5 separate regions of the Mus musculus genome follow, and all the other regions are linked to region 3. Evidence: chromatin loops called from intact Hi-C (ENCODE). Cell type or tissue: heart. All regions are shown on one strand.

Region 1 (5,000 bases), 460 kb after region 3:
GCTGTTCCAGCTCAAGGGTGAAAGAGAAGAGCCAAGCCCCTTCCCTTCTCTGCAGAATGAAATGACTTCTTTCTACAGCAGGCTGAGATATGAATAACTGAACTGGAAAAAAATATTAGTTGCCTGTCTACTGCTACTGCATAACACAAAATATATATCCTTCCAACATCTGCCCTGTGAAAACCTACACAAACACTAGCCATGGCTGGCAGAGCATCTCTGCGTTGGTACAGATGGTCCTTACTGGTACAATCAGAGTGGGGCTGTCCATATAGCCCGTTAAATTGCTAGCATTAGTATGCACTCATTCTAAAGACACAATCCCCTCATCCTTTTAGTACAAGTGGGATATTTCTTACGTTTCTGCACATACTGTAGCCATTTTGACAATCTGGCGGGTAAAAGGGCCCAGGAAGTGGAGCTGACTAAGAACAGCACATAAAGCTGGTGGGGTTGATGTAAATGAGAAGTTCTATATTCTGGACAGCTTCAAAGTTGGGAGTCTAAAGATAAGACGGGTCTGTAGACTGGAGGTGGAACACAAAGTATTTTCCTCTTAAGTGGCTGTTGAACTGAGGCAGAGAAGGGTCAAAGCAAGAGCATGTTTATCCATGTGTGGGTGTGTCCTCCGATGCTTTGGCTTCATGTGGACCTTTCAGCCCTGTGAACTTGCAGTCCCAAATCACAGCCAATAACACCTAAGATGTTACTGGAACATGATCTCGGTGCACTCAACATGTGTTGGGATCAGGTATTCTCTTGTCCTTTGTTATATATTCAGTTATATCCCCCAATTCTTCATCCAGAATATGACCTTGTTTGGAAACAGAGCCACCACATGGTAGCTACCCATCATATGGGTGGTCAACAGCCAACACACAGTCATACTGAAGTATGATGTTCTCTGCTTCTAATACGATGGAAATCCTTATTGAAATGATGGGTATATTAAGAGTGATGCACAAACACAGAAACCACCACTTAAAAACAGGGGTAGAGTCTGAAATAATAAAACCATAAGCCAAGGGATTGCTGGTTATCACAGGAGCTAGGAGAGAAATGAGGAACCATGCTCGCTTGAGAGGAACCTACTTTCTGACTGTCTGGACTCCTCATTTTGATAACGGTGAGGGCACAAACTTCCGGGTTTGGATGCTACCCTGTCTGTGGTAATTTTTTTTTTTACAATATCCCTAGAGATACTATATCTGCTTTATAAGGACCAACACATTTCTATTCTTTATGTCAGTTTGAAGCTTTCAGATATAAGAATGTATACAGAATGCAAGAAAATAAATGAGCTTGAAAATGGAAAATATTTTCAGCCTCATGTAGACTTTAGACAGAGCCAATATTTTGCTGGAAATGTGCCACCGTTTTTAAAGAACATACAGAAGACCTTGGGGTCTCCTTGACTGCCTATCTGGTACCTGTCAAGCATCAAGCAAAAAAATGAGAAATTCTGCCTGCACCCCCTTAAACTATTCACTATTCTTTCATTCATTCAATGAATATTTATCTTCTGCCCAGGGACAGGACACTGGCATGTTGAGGACTTAAAAATAACTGGCCTTATCTTCCTTTTCCCTTCCACAAGCATTTATATTCACAGTATCAGTGTCAAAAATCTATAGTTGATTGATTTTGAAGTTGTGTGTTTCTCTGTGCCTTCCCTACACCCGCTTATGAACAGAAAAGCTGGGAACACTTCTGCTCAGCCTTTACATATAATAGTACCTTGGCAATAGTTTATGTTGGAACATAGCTTTTACCTGCATGATATATTTCAACAACTGCTTTTAGTGTCAAATAAGAACACCTTGAGGTACACCGATCTCATTCCTGGAGTGCTAAATGGTGGGGTTGAAATTTTTGGCATATATCATCAGTAGATGGATCAGTTATACTACTCTGGTTATAAGACACCCATAATACCCCTACTTTTGCCCAGGTAGCCTCTAATGGGCCAGCCAGATCATAGTCTGGGCCCACTGATGTCTGAAGGATGACCTTATGAGCTTATGAACTGGGGAAGAGTCCTTTGATTGGAACCAGCACAACAGAGAAGGCTTGGATGCTGGTCAACAACTAAAAACCAGACCGACATCAAGGTCTTGACCTCCCTAAACACAGGTCTTTAGTTTTATTATATCTCTATGTGCTGCCTCTGTAAATAGCAGTCTTCTGATAAATGTTGATCAGACAGAGATATCACTAGGCAAACAGCCTTTCTCCATATCTTCCCATCACGTGTTCCTGATCACCCACCGATACAGGGCCAGAAATGCGGGGGCGGGGGAGGGAGTGCTGTGAAAGCCCTGGTGACCCCAGGCTTCCAGTGTGCACAATGTTAACTGGTGCAGGACTGCCTCTGTGCAGAATGGAGTTTCCCAGGAGGAACAGAACGGTGCAGGGCTCTCTCCAGTGACTGCAGTTTGAGATGTCCACTAGGCGGAGAGAAAAATCCTAAAACTGGTTTAAACAAGCTTTTCCTTAGAGAAAGGTCGAACTGGACAGCCCCCTGTGGCACAGGAACATACACAGGCCACCATCAGGTGCCCCCAATTCTCATCCGTCACTGTGAACTTTTCAACTGAGTTTAGAAGCACTAGGCTCGTGATACATCACAGTTATCTCTAGGAAGAAGAGGACTTTCAGTTCAGCTTCCAAATCTCTTCTTTGGGAGCCTTGCCACTCAAGGCTGCTCCAGACTCTCAGGCCCTGAGGTTGTTTACACAACGATGGTTTGGGAAGTATACACAGGCTCTTGCATCCAGGCTTCTTTGAATGTGCTGACCCCTGCTGGACACTTTTCGTCTCTCTTGTAACCAGTTGAGCTGAATGAAGCCAGACTGTCTCTTGAGGTTGATGGAGGGACTGCCTGCCCATCACACAGGCCTCTTCTCCAGGGAGAACAGACTTGCATTCCCGTCCAAGTTCAAAGGCAAAGTCCCTCAATGTGCAGGCATGAGCGCCAGGCAGAGCAGTTCTGTGCTAAAGACTGGAATCGGAGACCTTGCTCAAGCTCCTGCATTGCTATGTATTTTTTTCCTACCTTCACAAAGGCACAATGTGAGTCTAGACTTGAAAAGCATCCATTTCAACATTTTAAGCTTATCCCGGTCGTGGGTCCCCTGGGCCAGGAACTGCTGCATGACAGGGTCTCTGTTGGCTTGGGGCAAATCCTGGAGGAAGGAAGGGCAGCCCTTGTAGTCTCTGCCTTTTCTACTTAAATCACTGGCTACCCTTGGCTGCCTTCTGCCGCTTCTCCTCCTGCTTTGAGGTCAGTGCACTGCTATTAACAGGTTGGGATAAAGCAAGAGATAGAATTGATTGGATCCTGGAGAAACCGAATTTTGAAAGAGAGCCTCGGGGTGAGATTTATGCTAACATCCGGTGAATTCACCCTAGTAGTGTCATTTTAATCCCTTGAACAGGCTCATGAAGAAGCTACTTCAGAAAGGGCGCTTCTACATCCTCTTAGAGGGTACTATATATACAGGGAAGCTGTCTGTTTTTGTATGGAGCAAGTCTACTATTGCTGCCAACTTGACCAAGAAATTAATTGACCATTGTGGGGAACATCTGCCAGACAGCCCATACCCAGATTTCTCTCTTCCTTGCCCTCTTGCTATGTGACCATTGGACTGCTTATTGGAGAAGATCCAGATACTGAATCTATAGTTCAGCATACCTAATGTCTATACCAACCCATCCCACTGGGAGTCACATCGAAGAGCTGTGTCTCATCCCAACTACCTTCCGAACAGAGAGCCTCACTAAGGTCAGGAGAAAGGTGGGTGCTCTGGGGGGAGCAACTGCAGAGGCCAGAACAGACTTGTTCTCACTGTGGCCAAGGATGAGAACAGAAGGCCTAGTTGGAATGGATAGCTATACTCCTCCATACAGGTGAGGCCACCTTCGATGGTGATCACCTTCATTTCAAGTGAGAAAAACCAGTCTCAACCCGCCCCCACCACCACCACCATCCCTGGGTCCTCTTCCCTTCTCCACAGTGCTTCAGGCCCGACTTTATGGAGAGCCCTGAAGTTTAAGTTCTAATCACCAGATGTTGCCTCCCCGTGCTGCCATAAATGACCTCTGGCTTGCTGGAGGCAATTACGCAGCATGTTTCATGGGCTTAGGAATGAGAGGCTGATGCTGGAAAACACCGAAAAGAACGTGCTGTTTCTCTTAGAAGCCTGCTAGGACAGGAGCTTGAAGTGATAAGAAAGGTCAGGAAACCGCTACGTTATATTTACCCCCTGCTCTGACTCGGGGCCTCTCCATGGCTCTTCATAAAGCAATGTGTGGTGTCTGTCCGATATAAAGGGCACTGCTATCAGTAACTCAAAACTGGATGAGAATTTTCTCCACCAACCTAGCCTTCAAGGATTCTCGAATCCTGCCTTCAAGTGGATCCGTAAGCCACTTCTACATAAAGCCCCGTCTCTCCTCGGCATGCGCACCATAGCATAGCCCCATCTGCAGCCCGTGAGTTGCGCAGTCTGTCATGCTTAGCCTCATCCTTGCATGGCTCCTACCATGTTCTGCCTGCTAAGAAAACCTCCCTCCTCCCTCAGGGACTGCTCTCAGTACCTCCCCTGTTCTGTTCTGTGCCATGTAGTTCCTTAAACTGTTGTGCATACACACACACACACACACACACACACACACACACACACATATATATATATGTATATATATATATGTATATATATATATACATATATATACATACATATATATATATATACATATATATATGGGTTTTTTTTAATCCTCTCCTTGAAAGGAAGCATTTTCACCAACCACGGAACTCTAAGTTTAAGGAAGTCAATATGGGGCAAATGATACAGCTTAGTGATGGAGCACTTGCCAGACTGCTCAAGGCTCTCGGCTTGATTCCCCACTACTGTGAAATTTACAGTAAGAACAGAGTCAGGCAGATGGCTCCGCGGGGGAAGGCACCTACCATCAAGCCACACTACCTGAGGTTC
Region 2 (5,000 bases), 240 kb before region 3:
GCTCTGCAAACTCTGCAGCCAAATCTCTTACATTTGGCTCCTGAACAAAGGACTTTGAAGTAAAGAAGAATATTCCATAGGCCATCCCAGGAGTAGAGGGCACATTAAGAGCACTGTGAGAAGCAGAAAACATGGGAACCCCCTGACCCTGGAACTCCAGCAGTCAGAGGATTGGGACATTCTGCCCGGCCAAGGCTGTTTTATTTGGTATTGAGGGAAAGAAAGGATACAGACCCTGTGGAAAGAACAGTCTTGTCTGTCTACAGGAATGGATCCATGAAGGCTGCCACGCATATAGGTGGGTGACTTTGGATCATCATTTCTAGGCTAGCTAGCCCCACCCACCCACATCACTGAATTGAGTTTTCTGATATCACAGCTGGAAATCCTTGGTTGCAGTCTACCTGATAGAAGGTGTGTGTGTGTGTGTGTGTGTGTGTGTGTGTGTAAAGCAGAAGATTCATCAAATTATTGAGAGATTAATAAATGATATTCTGGAGGAGACAATTAATAAAAGACACAAACTTCTCTTTTTGACATTTTTTCCCTACTTTCTCCTAGGCCAAAAGCTCAAGAATTTGGGATTTAAATAATTGTTTTAAGCCAAGTCAATTTGAAGAGGAAGAGTTGGAGGTTTATAGACTCCCCCGGTTGGCATCGGGTTGCTGATTAATGGTGCTGAAGCCTGTAATTATCCTCCTGTCAGGAGGCCTAGCGTCCTCAATAAATCCAGACTCATCTGCCTTGCCAGGGCTCCAGAGGGGAGTATCTTGATTTATTTCCCAATTGGCACATAGTCTCTTTACTGTACCTTCGGGAGTGTTCAACTACTTAATGGCTTGAGCGGTCAATTTTCGTATTGCCTATATTGAGCAACCCGGGATGTAAATATCCTTGCCCACGACTGTGAGGTCAGGAATTGGGTTTTCTTTCTTCTTGCCTTTGCTGTTCATTTCTTTTCCCCTAACTAACCGGTTTCATTAGGAACCTAGGTGTGTTCGATTGACAGCCAGCTTACTACCCATCACCTCTTGAGTCTTTGGCCTTAATCTGAGCTAGCCTTGCTATTGCAGCTGAGAGGATACAATGGAAGCAACCGTGCACACAAGTTTCAAGGCTGGGCTTCAAGTGGCCTTACGTTCTTCCCTCTGCTCAAGGAGCCTGCCAGGTTTGAATTCTAGTGAATCAGCCCAGTCTTGGCTAAGGAGAGGCATGGGGCCTCTCCCTCCTCAACCCTTCCCCATCTCTAGAGCCTACAAGCCCTGAGCTCAGCATAGACCAGAAGAACCACCCAGCGGAGCTTGGCTTAAACAGTTGAATGATGGAGTGAATGGTGCACTATATAAATTGCTGTCTCAAGTTTGGTTTTCTGTGCAGTATTATCAGAGTAATAGAGAAATAGAGAAACAGTTTTGTCTCATAAGGAAGCTTGTGTCCACTGCCAAGGAGAGCAGTCTGACTACTATGCACTCGTACTGGCAAGTAACACGGAGAACTTCTTTTCATTGAACATCACCTGTATACCTGTCATGAGGATAGGCATTTATTTTATTTATATCACCTCACTTAAACTTTGCTGCAAGCCCCTGAACCTGACACTAGTATCATCCACTTTATAGATGGGGTTGCTAATGATGCTGCCTCCAACTAAGTCTCTGGCTTCTGCCAGCTCTGATGCCTACCTTTTAACTCATAACATAATTGAAGAATTAGAGGGAGGGTCATCTAGCCTTTAGGGGTAGCAGAGAAATCTTTCCTAGGGCATGGCCAGTTGGAGGGACCAGAGTCCCAAGTTCGCAGGACACCAAGTCACTGTGGCATGAGGGATTGTGCTCAGGAGTTGAAGGATACATGCTGGTGACAGACTAGAATACTCATGGCTCACTTTGGGATGGAGGCTAAAGAAGGCAGACCAGAACTTGGGAGAGGGGGCAGGGGTGCATAGGACAGAACAAATTTTGTTTACTTTGTGTAAGCAGAAATCTGATGGAGAATTTCTGCGTTCCATGGATTAAAAGAAAACAAAAGATACTTTTAATAGGAAATCAATTTCTCGTGTTGCCTTTTTTGTACCATTCTTGTAATGTGTTTGCTTATTTAACATTTATATTGCATTTGAATGTCTGTCCATGTATACACCCACTTGTGTTTGTATGTGTGCGCGCACGTATGTGTGTGCGTGTGCGTGTGTCTATGTTCAGAAGACTCCCAACTCAAGAGTCTGCATCTCTGGGCTTGTCCAGCTTTCTTCTGAGGACTCAGCTGGGTGAGGGAGTGGGGCATACTGTGATACCCATAGTGTTGGGTGACTCCCCATCTCCACTAACTAGAGTCCTTCTCTGTAAATGTCCACATGGGGGACATTGCTCCAACAACATTCGACTCTCTACATTTGCAGAACTCAGCTTAGTCTGCGAACTCCCTGCAAGAAGCAACCAGGGCTGCCCGTGTTTATTGTTTCTCACTGGAAGGGAGGTCAGAGGCAATAAAATCAGTGGCTGTGGGCACAACCGTGCCTGGGCTCTGCGGTGTCTCTGTGAGTTAAGTCACAGAACACAGACACCACTGCTGTCCCAGTTTCGTGCATGAGCAAGCAGACAAGAGGGGGCAGCTGTAGTCAAGGCCTCACAGCTGGGACGGAGCTGAGTGTGGGTTTGAACTGGATCATTTGGTTCTGGAGCCCATGATCTTAAACTCTGCTCCAATAATCTGGAAATTAAACCAGGGAGGACAATGACCTGGGGGCAGGAGGGGAAGAGGAATGGCTGGGTTGTTGTTCAGAGACCTTCATCGTACACTTTACACATTTCCGTAGTGTTTGGAGGGAACACATAACAGAGACAGTACTGCCGTGACACTCCTGTTCCTTCCTGTGGGCTCCACCCAAGGACGGGCTATGCTAAGTGCCTGCTGCTGGCCTCTGCTCTGCCTGATTTTCCCATGTCAGCTTCCCCTTATCTGATCTTCCAGGCTGCTCCAGATGCCCAGAGCTCCCATGCTGGGCTTGGACTGACTACAGAGACTGGCCACTGCCTGGACCTGCTGCTTTGGCCAAGATATGTGGTTTTCTGATGTTCCTGCCTCTCAAATCTACACTGTGGCCACATCTGATCTCTCAAGCCCTCCTGGTCAAACTGTAAAAGTGAACTCAAGTTAGAGAATAAACAGCTGGCACTGTTTCTCCCTTGCAGGTTATAGCTGGTGTTTATAGCTAGAGTGGCGGGCAGACATGGAGGCTGCGGGCACATTTCAGACTATAAAATCTCAGCGTCCTCAGTGTCAAAAAAGAGTCACTAAAACCGAAGAACTAGTTGCAGGGACACATTGATTTTGTTTCCTGGCAAAGCTGGTCAGACCAGTGATGTCAACCATAAAATTCCTTGCTGTCCTTTATCTCTTTCCTCTAGGAAGAACTGTCCACTCCTCTCACCGTGTGTAGAAAAGACGGGCTGTGATGACCATGGAGGCAGTCAAAGAGCATCTTTCAGACGATCTCCCTGGGACAAATGCTTCGTTTTTACAGTGTCATCCCATGCCTTATTTTCTGTGGTAGCGTCATCCTGTGCCTTATTTTCTGTGGTGATCTTTTGCCCCCACACTGAACTGTCCCCCAAATAAGAGCGAGTGGTCATTTCCTCCTCTGACTACTGAAGCACACAGCAGACAAATCTCTATTGTATAGTTCTGGGAGTGGGGACATGTTGCTCTTTTCTTCTCAGTCAATCCACTCTCAGGCTACTTCCTCTCTTGACTTGCACAGCAGCCTGTAATGGCTGAAGAGGAAGTGAGGGGTCAGGGACTAATTTTGATCCTCATCCTGTATTTAGGATTCTAGTTCCCCTCACCTCCCTAGAGGTCTTGATCTGGAAAACAAGTTGTTTTTCATGGAACAAAGGCTTCTGGGAAGCAGGAAGGGCATCCCAGTAGAGCCCTGGGTGGGGAAGTGAGCCACCAGTGAGCTACTAGCAGCCCCGTGGGTGATTTTGGTTAGGGAGGACAAAGGATAGAGATCCTGGAAGGCTGGTAGAGAAGGTTAGGCCACACCCACTCCTGTCAGGATGGGGCTCCAGGCAATATGACAAGCCTTTGGTCAGTACAGCTCATGTAAGAATACTACATTTTGTTGGACCATGTCACCTGCAAAATGGAGACAGTAATACACTCCTCTTGTAATCTATCTATCTATCTATCTATCTATCTATCTATCTATCTATCTATCTATCTATCTATCTATCTAATATAATATATATCAATATATACGTATATATGTGTGTATATATGTATATATATATATATGAGATAAAGGTTTACAAGTTACCAGAGTCAATAAAGTGCAAAGAATTATTGTTTCTCTCAGCCCTGCTGGGCATGCTCCATTAGGACAGAATGTCCCCCCACCCCTTGTTGTTTTGTTTTGTTTTGTTTTTTTGAGACAGGGTTTCTCTGTATAGCCCTGGCTGTCCTGGAACTCACTTTGTAGACCAGGCTGGCCTCAAACTCAGAAATCTGCCTGCCTCTGCTTCCCGAGTGCTGGGGCCCACCCATTTCTAAAATGCAGTGAGAGACCAGCCCCCTCCCTTGCAGAGTCTGAGCCCTGAGCTAGTTCTCTCAATATTTCCAAAGTGGCCACTCTGACAGGACATCGTTAGACGCCTAGAGAAGAATCTTCTGTTTGGTTTAATTTGGGAAACACTGGATGAAAAAGCTGGGCATGTTCTTTACCCAGGAAATTTACTGTGAGGATTTCTTGGAGTATGTTGAGGGTGAAGATCAAATACAGCTTGTCTGGGCACTGGAGAGATGGCTCTGATCTTAAGACCCTCTACTGTTCTTGCAGAGGACCTGAGTTTGGGTTCTAGCACCCGTATCAGGTGGTTCAAAACTGACTGTAACTCCAGATCCAGGAGATCCAGCGCCTTCTTTTGGACTCTGTGTGCAGAGTCCAGTGCATATGTGAGTACAGTACCTGTGACCTGTGACCTGTGCACATGGCCTGTACT
Region 3 (5,000 bases):
CCGCCTTTCCCTTCAGTGCAGAAAGGCACTATAGCTTATTTTCCATATGGAGGAAGGAATTACTCCCAGAAAGCTGAAGGCAACTTTCAACATGACATACAACTCCATGCATGTTTATGCTCTAGAACAAGCCTACAACAACTAAAAATGAAAGTTGTTTTCCATTTTACACTTAAGCAAGGAGTTACTTCCCAAAGTAAATTAAAAACATTAGAATATATACGCCATTCTCAAAATATCTTGATTTTGAAAGGAGTCAATTGAGGGACATAATTGTGCCAGGTGGCTGGCATCAAGCTGGCTATGAAAATCTATTTAAATAGATCTCTGGATATTGACACATGGGATAAAAAAAAAGCTTTCAGTTTAAAAGATGACAACAACTAGATTTTTAAAAATCAACTTAAGTAGTTTAAATTTTTACAATTTGTTTTGCCAATTTGTAGAGAAGGAATAAAATTGCAGTTCTGATTTAATGCTGACTTCATCTAAATACTCAAGGTTATATGATTACTCAGTTGTTTTTTATTATTACACTGAAATTGGTAAAGAGTTCTTTCAACTTATGTTATGTCAGATCCACGTACAGGATTCTCTTGGCTTACGCAGCTTGTATGCAGCAACCATGTGTATGGCTTTCTCTCGGGCTCACTAGCATCTGCTTCCTTCTTTCAGGCTTGCCATCATTTTCTTGCTACCTTATCTCCACCCAAAACCAGAGGTAAGAACCAGCAGAATGCTCAATCCCTCCCAACTCAGGAGCTTCCATATGGCATACAGCTGCCAACCGCAGCACCTCTCCTTACATAATAAAAGACGGTAAGGAGGACCTTTCCTTTGGTCAGGATAGTTTTATATTCACAATGGTTCTAGATTATGAGCCTTCTCTCTAAGTCTTACTAACAAACACGATGTATTTCTAATTGAATGTCTGCTCTTACCTGAAGCAGGCGAGACTTATCTGCTCAGTCAATCATGCTCACGTGCACTCTGTATATCTGAACAAAATCTTTCCTTTCTGGTGAATCAGAGAAAATAAATTCCCGTTTACATTTTGGGGAGCAAGAACAGGGAATGCTTGGGACCTCAGGCACGCTAGGTAAGTAAGCCTCAAGCCTGTGCTGCAGAACGGACCTCCCCTTTCTAGTTAACTTTCTAATTTTCATGTCAAATTAAACAACCAAGAGTTAAACTGTTATAATGTATCGTTACATAATAAAAGTTTCCTGTAGCCATTTACAAACTCCCCAAATCCTCTGCATTGTTACTGTAGGGGAATTAAACCTCTAAATTAGAAGGTTCACTGACTACAGGCATACCTGAAAAACAATGTAGCAAGCCAGAAGACACAACCTATCATTTCTTCTCCCTTGGGTCTTAACTAAAATGCCTGCAGACTTTTCAATGCCCTTGATGCATGCAAAGTAGGGGTCAGAAGACAGGTGACTGGTTGAACTACTGGCTTATTTTCCTGAATCTGAGGGAAAATAACCAAATGCAGAAGGTTGTCTAGTGCCAGCAACCTTCAAAGCAGACTGTGGAATGGAAGCACACACCGTATGCCTTCAGCCAGAAACACTTCCTCCAGACATTGTTCTTGCTTTCACCATACCATTTCCCACAACTGTTTCTTAGGTATCAGAAATGCTCCATGGGATATACTCCATTTAAAAAGAGACAATTTCTTCTACTTTCTCAAAAGCAAAAACCTAACCCTGGTTCTGGGAGAGCATCTGTCAAAATTTTGCTTTTCTGTATTAATTTAGGAAAGAAAGAAAGAAAGAAAGAAAGAAAGAAAGAAAGGAAGGAAGGAAGAAAGGAAGGAAATGTATACTAGTCGTTACCAATTTTATACATATTTACCAATCTTTATAAGTTGTAGGACTGTGCTTTTTATTCAGTTAAACTGAGTGACAAAGAAAGAAATGGCGCTTTCCACTAATAAATTACATATTGAAATATACATGACTGTGATGTCCCCGGGTTACTTGCAGTGGTAACTTACACGCCCCGAATTTAACTGTACCAGACAGTTCTATCTGTCCCATCGCTGGCCAAACACTGCTGCTCTGTTACTATTCATTATGTATTATACGAGGCCTAAACACAGCCCAGTATGACGATGGAAAATATTCCGATCCTCATGACAGCAGTGATGCATTCAAGATCTCTTGCAATACACCCCGGACCTGGAGCACTAAAAGACATTTTCTGATACAGCTAAAAGATGTTGGCTGCAAGCTTACTCAAGAACATTCGGCCCTGTCTCTGCTGGTATTCAGAAAACCCTGGTTAAAAAAAAAAAAAAAAAAAAAAACCACGCACTATCCAAATCTTGCAAAAGCAAACTTGCCAAGAGCCTTCTGCAACGATCAATAATAACCTTGGGTACACTGACACCTAAATTCACGGTCCTGGAGACCAATGCAGCAAAAAATCCAGAACCATAGGCTGGAGCCCCAAGAAAACTACCGCGCTTCCCTCTCCACCGCCCTCTGCCGCAGGGAGAGAAGCGGAGGCAGGAGAGTGAACGAGGCTTACCAGCTCTGAAGATGCGCCGTGACCTCTGGCTACGCGGCGAGATCAGGGCCGGGAAGGCGCTAGTGCGGCCGCGGCCCGTGCGGACTCTGTCCCTGGTGCATTCCTTGCATTCCAGCACAATCTGTCGCCAGCCTACAAGCTGGCAGCGCGCGTCGCCCGTTGGACGCACACACCTGCCTATCGCGGCGCCCGGAGCAACCGCGGCGCCTCCGCTGCCCGCGCTCGCCGGGTGTCGCACTCAGTCACTATGCCGCCAAAACCCGGTCCCGCCGCTCGCCCTCTCGTTTCCCAAGGAGTAAGAGGGGACAGGGACCCACGACCCTCCGTTGGGTGCAGCTGCTCGCTCTAACTCCTGGCAGCGCGAGGAGGCAGTGCGGCGCGGGAGGGCAGCCTGGAGCCTTAAGGCTGGGGCGCCCGCTAGGGAGGAGCGTGCGGTTTGCAGCTGCAAGCTGGGAGCCCTGGACCCTCCGGGCGGTCGTCACGGGCACCAGCGCTGCTCTGGGGGCCCGGGCGACACGCCGGGCGAGCGTGGGAGGCACGGCTGGCGGTTGCTTCGGTGGAGCGAGGGACGGACACACAGACGGCCGGTCCCGGGCACGACGGCGCGCGGGAGCCTCGGGGCTCAAGTTCGAGAAGCGGTGGCGCGGTGCGGGAGGAAAAGCGGCCGCGCCGAGCTGTGCGGGGCAAAGTTGTGCGCCGCCGGGGGGAGGGGAGAGGCGGGCGGGATGGCGGAGCACGCGGCGGGGACCGAGAGATCCGAGCCAGGGAGCCGCGGGGGGCGCCTGGCCGCCGCCAGGTCCCGGCTCGACGCGCTCTGGGCAGCTAGCACCCCAGAGCCCCGAGCCCTCCCGCCAGCCCCGCGCACTTACTTTCCAGCTCAGGCGGAGGCCGTCGTCGCTCCAGGGACCAGGGACATCCACGCCGAAGGGTCGCCGCTGCGGCACCGGAGCAAACTGGCCGAAGTGCGGCAGCCTCGCCGCTGCCCTCCCCTCCCTCCCCTCCCGCCCCCTCCCCCGAAGAGGCTCTCCCACCACCCCGGTGGCGGCGGCAGCTCGCCTCTACCCCGTGCCCATAGTGCCGCCGCCGCGGCCGGCGTCCACGCGCACTCAGCCCCGGAGCCCTCTAGACTGCTCAGAGGCCGCCGCCCCGCCGCCAGCCCGCCCGCCCGCCCGGCCAGTCCCGGCACCCGGGAACGTCAGCACGCTGCCGTCCCCAGACAGGCTCCGCGCCCGCCCCATTGGGCGGAAGGAGAGGGCCGGCCCTCCCCATTGGCCCGGCCCTCATATTGAACGAGCCAATGGGAGCTGCGGTTTCAGGTCGCCATGGAGACCGATGCTGTTAAGAGCTAGAGGGCCAGGAGAAGGTGGGGAGTGAAGATGAAGGTGTCTGTAGCCTCCGGCGCGGGAGGGGGTGGGGGGAAGGAGTATTAGGGGATTCCCGGGAGAGGGCTCTGAAATCGGGCGGGTCTTGCTTTTGAGTATTGCCAAGACTCTGCATGGTAGGGCTTGTCCCCAGCGTCAAAGGCAGAAACAACTGAGCCCCCGGACTTCTACTTTACATTGAAAGCTCAGGAGTGGGCGTTTCATTTTTCCTGCATCTGGGGAGCATGCGAGGCTATATGCATTTTGACCTTTGAGATCTGTGCAGCCCGGTGAGTTTCCACTCCATTCCTTAAATCTCTGCTTCTTCCTGACGTCACAGGGTCACTTGAATTCTTTCTCCAACCACTCCCCCTTCCCTGAGTCTACATTTCCTCTGATTTTTGGTTCTTCCAGCCTATAACCCCTCCCAACGAAAACAGGATTTCTTGCACGTGGTATTTTGGTAAGGAAACTGAGTGGGGTTGTACTAAAGGACCAGCCCGCAACAGAATGAGTTCTCTGCTTCCCAAAACAGCAAGTCTGATCTCTCCTCCGCCCCTCCCTCTTGGACTATGTGCTTTCTGTGCTGAGCTTGGCAGGTGCATGCTCTTCCCAGTTTGTCTGAGGCTGGAGAAGTGCCAGAATTCATCCCAATGATTTCTCAAAAAGAAAAAAATAGATTACAAATGATGGATTTTTGCTTTCTGGCAGTTTTCCAGATTAATACTAAAATCGGTAAGGAAATGATGAATTGGGACAGGGGAGCATTCGCACCCAAATCTTGACCTTTAATAATGAGTGCTCTACTTTCATTTTAAATCATTTTGTGCTAGTTTGCTCGTGCTAATTATTTTTGATGAGTGATGTTCATAATTAGATGGTAGCTATTAATCTGGAACTTTTACACATGATATTGCTTCATAACATATTTTAAAAATAGTACCACTCTAGCATATAGCCACCGATGTATTCATGTTTCTTCTTTTGGTGGCTTTGTTATTTTCATAATATCCTCTTTAGTAAAAAGAAAAAAATATTATACTATCTCCCTTCACAATAAGGGATATTAATTTTCCTTGTTATATTTTGTGGGGAAAG
Region 4 (5,000 bases), 69 kb before region 3:
AAGCTCCAGGCCAAATCTTTTTCTGCCTCTGTGGGTTTAAAGCCCACGCCTGGCTCTCCCCATAACCTGTGCCCTCCTCAATGCTGCCCAGCTCACTCTGCTATATTTACCTCCTCTCCTGAGCTGCACAGCTTGAAAGGAAATCTTTTATCTCACAAGTGAGATTTGCCAGAACCTGACACCTCACTTGAGCTGCCTACTGCGATGTTACGATGTTACGTTTCTTGGCTCCTGCCCTGAGCTGCTACTTTCTCCAACCCAAATCCCACATTTCTCTCCTGTAGATGGAGAAGGATGGCCGACCAAGTTGCTTGTGATGACTTTGTAAAGAAAGACTGCCAAAGCATGGGGCTTGGGGCCTATGGGTAATGCCTGTCCCTTTGGTACGCAGGTGCCGTCATCTGAACATTTCCCTACAAGCGTCCCGAATGACCTACACGAGACACAGTGGCACATCCGACAGTGGTGCCAAGTCTGAAGAAACACTGCCTGAGCCAAAGATGACAACGCAAAATAAACTGAGAAGTGGCTCGGATGGCTAGGGAATCTAAAAGTCATCCCTTCTTGACATTCTTCTTGTTCTCATCTATGCAATTCAAAATCTCTTATAAGCCAGGGATGGTGGCAAGGATCCCTTACAGCCAGTTAGGGGTCATTTTCAACACAGCTATCCTCTGTCGCAAACAGCAAACAATTCAAAAAATAGTGTGCTTTATATAGAATCCTCTTCTTAAAATCCAATTCAAATAAAACAGAATAATGGCACAATTTCAGTCCACAATTTAAAATAATCTGACAGTCTAGTACAGAGAGTTTGATAGCCGGTATTCAAATGTCGACATCTATTTGCAGATATAATCTACTGAAGAGACACAATTTAAACTGAATTTAATTCTTTCAAGATTCAAATCAGCAAAAACAAGCCAATGTCAGTATCTACCTCAGCTAAAAATATGGTTCAAATTTTGCAGCACTGTCAAAGGCATTGCATATAAACTCTCTTTAGTTGATGACGAGAGATTGAACACGCAGAGTAAAAATTGAGCCATGGGGATGAAGTGAAGACGGTAATCATAATTCTTAGCATTTATGTAGAGATTCTGCCTTCATGGAATTTTCATAAGCATTCAACTAATTAAATTAGGCAATGCACTTGTGGAATGTCATCATGAGCTTATAACCAGGAAAAAGGATGGCACCGGGCTTGACTAGATCACAGTCCTAGGGTGTAGGTATATTTGCATATCTATGTATTTATATGAGTGATTATAATTATTCATAGATATGGCTAGAAACTATGAGTTTAAATAAGTACAAAGACTATGAGTCAAATGCGGGTTTGAGGACACTCCAGGCCTTTGCGCCTGCGCAGCCCCCCATGACTGTTGCACTGTTATAGGAAAAGCACTAGGGTAGGGAGGTTTGAGTAGAGCGTAGAATACTTGCCCTCTGGCAGATCACAATTTAATATATTAAAATGTAAACGCTCTTTCTCTCTGCACTTCTCAGATACACTTTCAGAAAGCTTTGCTGGTGACAGTGTATGAGGAGCATGGGGACAACGAGAGAACGGCTTTCAGCCTCAGCGGGATGGAGAGTGGAGGCCTCGATGTCTGGCAGGGAAGTTGTTCCCAGAGGAAGGTGTGTGTTCCCAGGCTTTATGGGTGACTGGAAGCAATGCCCAAGTGGCTTGTGTTTGGTGCCGCCAAAGTGAATGTGGAAGACATGGGTTAGGTCTGTTCACTTTTGTACTCAGGCTTGCGACAAGGGATCGATCTGGGTGTCCTGTGGCACTGTGCAGTCATGGGTGAAGGACAGAACTGAATCCCAGTCCTGTTGGGAGAGGCCTCTGAGATGTGTAAGGGCTCCAGGTGGGACAGTGGGGCTTCATCAACTCAGCTCCATACACCCAACTCCACTGCTGTGGCTCCCCATGTTCACCAGCGGGTCACGAGGGCTGTATACATGCAACTCCTGGCATGTGGCGTGTTTCCATAGGCTGTGAACGCAAATCCTCAAACTAACAGTTCTGTGGGTGACAGCTGAGGTAGAGCGGACGCAGAGATACTTCCTGCCTCTGTCTAGTTAGCCACATGAGCCGGCTTCTAAGTGTGGGTCAGCCTCTTGCCACACGCACTAAACTGCTCAAAGCCCAACCACCACTCTCATTTCCTCTTGTGGCCCATCTAACAGCACAAGGAAACACATGGAACAGGCATCTGAAGGTGTAGCCTCCCTCCCATAAGCCTGAAGCAGGCTGAGCCAGAACTTGACCTTGCTGCCACTAAGGAGATTATCTAGGGTGGAGCCTTCTCCCTAGATCACTCTATTGTTTTGCCATTGCTACTGCTCCTCTTCAAGATACTGCTACCTGCTGAGAGGCCCTGGAGCTATTCTGGAGACTATATGCCATATCCTGCATGTCATCACCTGCAGCTGGTTCCAGGCTCCAAGGATGAATTGTCGGGAATGGGCTTTCCCCCCTCTTTTATAAAGCGTGTCTGCCATTAAAAGTTTGAACCTTTGAACTAGCTTGTCTTGGTTCCATTATTTCTCAATCCGCCTAGGCTCCCTCTTTTCTTCCAGATTCCAAGATGCCTCCCAGGCTCAAACCCGGACATGTGAGCCGCTGGCCGGCCCCAACACGAAGGGAGCCTGGAGTGGTGAAGAGAATGTTTACATGAAAGCAGCAAGTCTCGGTGTCCATTCAAAGCATTTGAAGCCTAAATTACTCTGAGCCTTATTTCTTAGTATAATACACCCCAAATGAAAATAACTGTGCTTTCCTTCTGCTGGTTATAATAGCATAACAATGTTTTGAGTAACAATTTCACAAAATGATTTCTGCATTTCTAAGGTTTTTACTGCTCAAGGGTCTCAGGCTGCCCCTCTGAAGTCAGCCGACTAAATTTCCCTTCCCTCTTGTCTTTTTGAAACGGGGATTCTCTGAGTAACCCTGCTGCCTTTGCTTTGTAGACCAGGCAGCGACTAACTACTCTCGCCCGCCGAGTGGGAGTGGCTTACAACCTCTGTGTAGCTAGGCATGCTTTGCTCCAGTTAATCAGTGGCCATGGTCAAGAGCTCGGCTCTGTGACTGGTGCTGGGTTGGAGGTTATTGTGGGAGACAGAAGCAGACCCTAATTGCTTGAGTCCCGTAGCCCGCTATGGCTACTTAACACACTTAGATCTCAGGTCTGTCCTATTTAAAAGTGCAACAGTCATAATAGTACATGTGAGTGCTTGTCTATCTGGAGGTACTTACTATAGTCAAAGTTATTTCTTATAGTTTTGCTCACACAGAGTAAAACTGGGTGATTTTTAAATTTAAAACTAAAGTGATTAGTCAAATGATTTTAAATGATTTAGTCAAAAAGTATTTCCATACTCTGATCTGAGTATACCAGGTGTTCCACTGGGTACTGAGACTAAATGTTGAAGAAGATAGATACATTTTTTTTTTCTTATAGATGTTTGTGATTCAAAAACTTTTTCTGTCTAACTATAATGAGTATTTTAGTTTCAATTATACTTTGAAATTTACTCATTTCCAGTTACAAACTGTAAAAGAAATAATTTTCAGGCAACGGTGAAAATTGTGTTCAACAAACGCATGAATGTAACTTGAGATTCTGAGTACTTTAGAGAGAAAACTTTTTAGTTGTTTAAAAATATTCAAATTGAAAAATTCTGTATTAGTATACTAATTTTCCCAAATATCGAAACAAAAGAGTTAGGATCTCACAGGAACATTGATTACTTGGTATATTTAATGATTTCCATTATTATTTTATAAGAACATAAAAGCTCAAGACTGAGTTTATGAAATTTAATCAATATTTATAAGATTCAGAAAAATCAGTATTTTAAAGCTTAAAGATAAAATTAACTCAAAATTACTTTAAAATAGACTCATATTGGGGCACAAGAAAAGATTCCGTTCTGTCCTCTGTAGTACTTTCTTATTTAAAACAAGCAAGACTATGGTCCCAGGAATACAAGAATGAAAGTAATGATTCCGATTCTGGTCTTTTACAGCCCACCAACTCACCAGCAGCCCAGCCTGAATCAGACGGTGTGGATGGCAGCGTCCCCACTCCGTGTCAGGGCTCTTCTTCTCCTGCGACCAAGGCTGCTGGCTGGCGATGGTTCCTTCTGCTGGGCCCACAGCTGCTCACTGGAGTTGCAATTCTCAGTTTAGAGGCAGCCAGGATCAAGTTCCATCTTCCAAAGGGATGTGTGTGCTGCCTAACAGGTGACCTATCAGAACTGGACGCTGTCTGCTCCAGAGATGGGAATGACAGCAAGCTCCCTGGACCGTTTCATGACTGAGGAATCTATTTCCATATTGTTTAGCCAAAGTATTGGGAGGCCTCCCTGTCAACAGATGCAAGAGCGGACAGCTTTCTGACAGGATGGGCTGTTAGTGCTTGGCTGCCTCACTCCTACTCCACACTCAGAACCACCTGCCGGAAGCTCCTGCTGACACAGCAGGACTGACAGGCCTTCTGGCCCATCTCCTTTCTGCAACACTTTTTTTCTCTGAAGCTGCCTAACACAGGGCACTTGTGGGGCTGTAGGAGACAGGTTTCCGACTCATGCAGTCCTCCTGTGACTGGGCATGTGGTCCTGACTGGTTTCTAATCAGAACTGGAAGTTCAGTAAGGAACAAATACAAACTGAGCATGTATTAAGAAGCAGATCACATTTCAGGAAGAAATGCTTGGGTTGTGTGTTGGATAGTTTTGTCAACTGTGACACAAGCTAGAGTCACCTGAGAGGAGGGAGCCTCAATTATGAAAATGTCTCAATAAGGTCAGTCTGAAGGCAAGCTACTAGGAACTTTTCCTAATTAGTGATTGTGGAGGGCCCAGCCTATTGTGGGTAGTACCATCCCTGGGCTGGTGGTTCTCAGTTCTATAAGAAAGCAGACTGAGCAAGCCATCTGGATCAAGCTAGTAAGCAGCACCCCTGTATTGTCTCTACATCAGCTCCTGCCTCCA
Region 5 (5,000 bases), 120 kb before region 3:
GGGGCCACTGGCTTATACTTTATGTATATAGAAAACAATTTCCATGTGAAAATATATTTGTTCACCTTTTTGCCTTTCTCTGCCATGGATCAATTGACACAGGACAGTATGACATTAGCAGACAGTGAGATAGAACACAGACTAGATGATTAAGCATTTGTATTATATGTATTTCCATTTTGAATACACTAGCTCTTTTATCATATGCACAATAATTTTGTCACAGGGCCATAAGTAATTTTATTTTAGAGATAAAACATGTTGGTGACTAGAAATGCTGAGGTCAAACCTAACATGCTACTTGCTATCATTCCAAAACCAGTGTGCCTAAACACTGAGACAGATACACGACACACACACACACACACACACACACACACACACACAGACACACACACAAGCAAAGTTATTAAGTTATTCCTTTGGGGTAAGAACATAGATTTCTTTTCTTTAAAATTTATGAAAGAGCTGTAACTCTGAGCTTAAATAAACACATAGAGCTCACGAAGGTCACCTGCCAGAGCTGCGGCTCTACACGCCTCTCTAACTCCTTGCCGTCTTCCCCAAGAATTAAAAGGTGGGAGGGACTTTTGCTTGGTGAAAATGTGTGTGATTGCCCCCCTTTCCATCATGGGCACAGCCGGTCACATGCCAGGGCCAGGACTCAGTTGCAAGCAGGGTAACTGCTCCCATGAATGGAGCCAATCAGCGAATACTCATCTTGTCTGCGCTCTGAGCCTGTGGCTCCAGCTAATGTGCTCTTTTACCGCACTGCAAAGGCACAGCTGGTGGTGGATGGGGAACTGCGAGCAAATCTCACTGAGGGCTACTTGCCTTGTTCCGGGTGGCAGGTCCCAACCGTCCTCCAGCTCTCCAGCTTAGAAAGTAGTTTCTTCCTTGCAATGAGTTTCTGTTTCTTAGAACTTTTTTTGTTTTGTTTTGTTTTGTTTTTCTAGACAGGGTTTCTCTGTGTAGCCCTGGCTGTCCTGGAACTCACTCTGTAGACCAGGCTGGCCTGGAACTCAGAAATCTGCCTGCCTCTGCCTCCTGAGTGCTGGGATTAAAGGCGTGTGCCACCACTGCCCAGCTTCTTAGAACTTTTGTTACTTCATTTTATTCACAAAATTAGTTCTCCAAACGCTAGGACTGATAATGCCTCACTGTATAGTTGTCAAAACAATCAGGTCTTATGTCAATATTAATACCTGCTGCTAACCAAACTGCCATCCAGAGCAGCTTCATAACAGCCCGTGCAGCTTTTACTACCATGGGAGTTTAACTTTAATGGAACGCTCTATAATGGCTTTCATCTTTGCAACTACCAACCTTATCAAGCCACTCTGGGCTTCTGCTCAGAGTAGCAGAGGCTGTGGCTGTGTGGCTCCACTCTGCCATGGGTCCAGCCTCCTGCCTGCCTGGCATACAGGAGACGCTTTAGATACAGTGTTCACAAAGTGTGAGAAGCACTGAGCAGTGCACTGCTCTGAGTAATGAGGTAAATACTGATGAAAGCCCTAACCGTGCTCAAGCAGATAACTTATTTCACCCTTTGTCACGAGGAGCAGGTACCAACATATTGTTTTGTATGGTTTTTTTTTTGGTTGTTGTTGTTGCGGGGAGGGATTGGGAAAAAAAAAATCAGACAAATAGCATCTGAGTGCTGAAAAGGCCTTAGGTACCCTAAACACAGCAGGGCATACCTAAGTCAATGGGAATCTTCAGCTAAAATCATCTTCCTATTTAAAGTAATGTACATAACTCATTAGGAAGATAAGCTAATAATGAACAATAAAAATAAGCCAAATTGCAAAGATATGCGGAAGAGCACAGATTACCCAGTTAAGCTGACAGGGAACTGACAATATTGTGTAGTAACTACAAGTGTGTGTTCTTCAGAACAGTGTGTTCAAAGTTCTTACTTTAACGGAGTCTCAAACTGCTCACTCTGTGACCCCAGGACGGAAGAACAAAATACACGGGATCTGAAATGCTGCTCAATGACTCACTCTGCTCTAGAGCCGTGAGAGGCAGATTCCTGGGAGAGACAGCAGAGGCAGCTTCAGCCGGGAAGGACAGGCCCACTTCCTTCCCTTTCTCCACTCCCCGCAACATCTATTCCTAGAAGCACTTCCCAACTGACGCTGGCTGCCTACCATGTGTCTACAGGCACTGTGCCCACAGGACTCCGCCCTGGCTCCCTTTCACGTCCCTTCTGAAGGTGCCAAGTAGCTTGTGTTCTAGGATCTTCCACTGGAATGTGAAAGACATTTCACACACAAGGACTGAATCATCCACAAGAGTTCTGTGTCAATAGGAAAATATCGTCATAATTTTAAATAAATTAACTAACCATCATTTAAATGGACGATTCATATGCTTAGAACTGTTCAGGCCAGGAGATGGAGAACAAATAAAAAGAAGATTACTGGCAAATTAACCATCAAAGCTTTGAATTTTAAGTAAAATATTAGTTTGTCTTAAAATTTATTTTAGGCAGGGACTATGCATTTTTTTGTGCTACATAAAATATATAGAAATCAATGTAAAATTCTATTCATATGGAATTAGTTTTCATTTGTAGATAAAAATGGTTTCTTAGAGTTGTACATTGTGTTTGAAAATCTTCCTGAATTTGGTCTTTTGTCAGGAAACTTGACAAAAAACTTGCTTGTTCATACTCTGCCAAGGCCTAAGGGCTGTCTAATGAGCAGGGTACAAGAAGTCACGTAAGAAGAATGAGTGGTGACTTGAGCTTTTGCCAGGGACACAGCCACTGCAGTGAGTACTGCCCTATGGACACAGGCACTGCAGTGAGCATTGCCCCATGGACACAGGCACTGCAGTGAGCATTGCCCCATGGACACAGGCACTGCAGTGAGCATTGCCCCATGGACACAGGCACTGCAATAAGCACTGCCCCATGGACACAGCCACTGCAGTGAGCACTGCTCCTGGCCACCAAGGCTTAGAATCTGGCTCATAAGCCTTGAGAGCCTATGAATCAATATGTAATCATCCATCTTTCTGCTTATGCAAACCAGGAAAGAAGGCTTGCTGGTAACTAAAAATCAGAACTGGCTCATCATAAGACTAACAAACACCACAGCAAGTCCTGTGAAATGAGCCCAGTATTTTCAACCCCACTTCATGCTCAACATGTTACAATTCTTTCCACTCTATTAGCACCATGGGTCACTCAGCCTGAAAAGTATGAGCTATTCCCTGCCCGGGGCACCCAAGTCTTTTCCACTCACACAAATGCTGCAGAAGCTCACGCATGGCTCTCACTCGGGGCACCCCCACTACCAGCGACATAGGTTGGGCATCCATCCTTTGATCCTATTTAGGCTGCAACATTCTGTCTTTCTTCTAATCGGTCTTCAAGGCCTTGACTTCTTATCCTTTCAGGCTGTCTCCTGCTGTTGCTACTGAGCTTTACCAAATAGCAATAAATGGGTAGCATTCCCCCACTGCTAAAGTACAGACAGACCCACAGAAGACAAAATGCAACTATCTGAGGGTCCCTTTGGTTTGCCCTTTCCCACACAAGCCTGCATTCCAGGAACTTGCAAGTACTTGAACTTGCCTCATGTGCCAAGCTGCTTCACACTTTGAATGCTATTTTGGGGCAAGAATGTGTGAAGCTGTCTAAAAATTCTTTTAAGACTTGTTCGAATGCCAGGGCTGCTGTTCAGGTACCATGTAACTACATATGTATGCACTGTATACAGGAAACTAAGCAGTCTAGTGAGGCTCAATTTTACTTTGTGTCACTTCCTATGAGGAGGAACATTCTCAGAAAACGCTCCCCCTCCCCTGCCTATCGTGAACCAGCTGACTGGGGAGGCGGTGGGGAGGTCACAGTGAAGACAAGAGTGGAGCCACAGACCCTCTGCCATGCCATCTCCTCACCCTTCTCAGGTCTGTGTCTATCACTTAGATGCAAAGAACTTTCAATGACTGAAGCAATTAACCATGGCCAGTAACAAATTAAGCTTCACTTATGCAAACTACTCCAGAAACTGTAAACACAGCGTGGGCCCTACTGTCTAAACTGACTGTGTACTCCTCGATGACCTGGAAGGTCCTTCAAGAAACAGGAATGGGAGTTGATCCCTTGCTCCTTTTCATCGAGAGCGTGCCCAAGCACTCACTTGTGCTTCTCATGATCACAACTGTGGTAGTTGTTCCTGGTTTCTAGTACCAGACCATGGACGGCTCTTATTGGGGGAGAGACTGTGCCCTGATTCCATCCAGAACTGAATAGGATACTGGAATGCCTCAATGGGAAATTTTTAGGGCTGTTCAATTTTAAAAGTAAATTCTAAATGATTTTTCAATCATTTTTTTTTTAAACAAAAGAGGCAGATTAACCATTTTATGATGCAGGTTTCTTGAATGTTGTTGGCTTTTTGCTGAGAATATCTCTTTTAAAATATAACACCTACAGAAAGACTAGAACTTCCCATTGTCAGGAGAAATTTCCCTTTAGTGTGACTCCCATCAGCCATGTCCTGGGCTCAGTTTACCCTACCACTTGGTATGGAAGAAGCAGGGCCTCCCTAATGCTCAAAGTTCTGATATTCCAGGAACTATTCCCACCCACCAACAGGTAACTGACCTATGCTTGGGAGGGGCCTCATCTGTAGCTTTTTAAAGGCAGATGGTGACTCATCCTCCGAGTGTCAGAACAAGTAGGACATCAGACAAAATTCAGCACCAATCTTGATAGTTTTTCTTCACCAAGCACAGATACTCAGCATCCTTACCTACCCTACCTAAGTAAAGAACAGCAAAGTCAATCAATAAGATAGATGCTAACAAGGGAGTGTTGCCTTATCTTCTTGAAGATCAAGGAATAGGGAAGGCAAACTGAAACCACCAATCCCTAAGAGGCTTGAAGACCCTGGTTTTAAAAATTCATTAGCCAAGGCAGGAGGAACTGCCTGAAGTCTGAAAGCTATTGTTGGTATTTAACTAAACTTCTGGGAAAGTCTTCC

Evidence for each region. Hi-C counts contacts between places; a loop is a spot of excess contacts. Peaks named below come from ENCODE experiments on the same cell type or tissue, not always from the same donor. Only the 100,000 strongest peaks of a DNase experiment are listed, where the experiment ranks them.
Region 1: a loop joins it to region 3, with 2.6 times the contacts of the local background. A loop is called at or near these places in 3 of 42 quality-filtered maps.
Region 2: a loop joins it to region 3, with 3 times the contacts of the local background. A loop is called at or near these places in 2 of 42 quality-filtered maps.
Region 4: a loop joins it to region 3, with 2.5 times the contacts of the local background. A loop is called at or near these places in 5 of 42 quality-filtered maps.
Region 5: a loop joins it to region 3, with 2.6 times the contacts of the local background. A loop is called at or near these places in 7 of 42 quality-filtered maps.

What each region holds. Positions count from the first base shown.
Region 1 is chr2:58,697,922-58,702,921 of GRCm38, reverse strand. It overlaps a transcript of Upp2 not described here. Among named protein-coding and RNA genes, the nearest start is that of Upp2, 55 kb to the left of the region's middle. In heart, a CTCF peak has its summit at 2,809 (motif pointing left); a DNase peak (open chromatin) is centred at 2,791; H3K27ac peaks cover 415 bases.
Region 2 is chr2:59,399,940-59,404,939 of GRCm38, reverse strand. Gm46743 (a long non-coding RNA gene) reads left to right here. Exons shown (of 3, transcript XR_001783312.1): 3 at 3,408-4,202. Among named protein-coding and RNA genes, the nearest start is that of 5330411J11Rik, 16 kb to the right of the region's middle. In heart, no CTCF peak of the experiment used is centred here; DNase peaks (open chromatin) are centred at 2,849 and 3,839; H3K27ac peaks cover 723 bases.
Region 3 is chr2:59,159,539-59,164,538 of GRCm38, reverse strand. Ccdc148 (coiled-coil domain containing 148) reads left to right here and starts at 3,856. Exons shown (of 15, transcript NM_001372501.1): 1 at 3,856-4,192. Pkp4 (plakophilin 4) reads right to left here and starts at 3,689. Exons shown (of 22, transcript NM_026361.2): 1 at 3,411-3,689. In heart, a CTCF peak has its summit at 2,493; DNase peaks (open chromatin) are centred at 2,748 and 3,838; H3K4me3 peaks cover 3,244 bases; H3K27ac peaks cover 1,524 bases.
Region 4 is chr2:59,228,903-59,233,902 of GRCm38, reverse strand. All of the region lies in intron 2 of Pkp4 (plakophilin 4), which reads right to left. Among named protein-coding and RNA genes, the nearest start is that of Pkp4, 71 kb to the right of the region's middle. In heart, no CTCF peak of the experiment used is centred here; a DNase peak (open chromatin) is centred at 2,152; H3K27ac peaks cover 757 bases.
Region 5 is chr2:59,283,575-59,288,574 of GRCm38, reverse strand. The region is part of intron 3 of Pkp4 (plakophilin 4); the gene reads right to left. Among named protein-coding and RNA genes, the nearest start is that of 5330411J11Rik, 100 kb to the left of the region's middle. In heart, no CTCF peak of the experiment used is centred here; a DNase peak (open chromatin) is centred at 2,144; H3K27ac peaks cover 1,575 bases.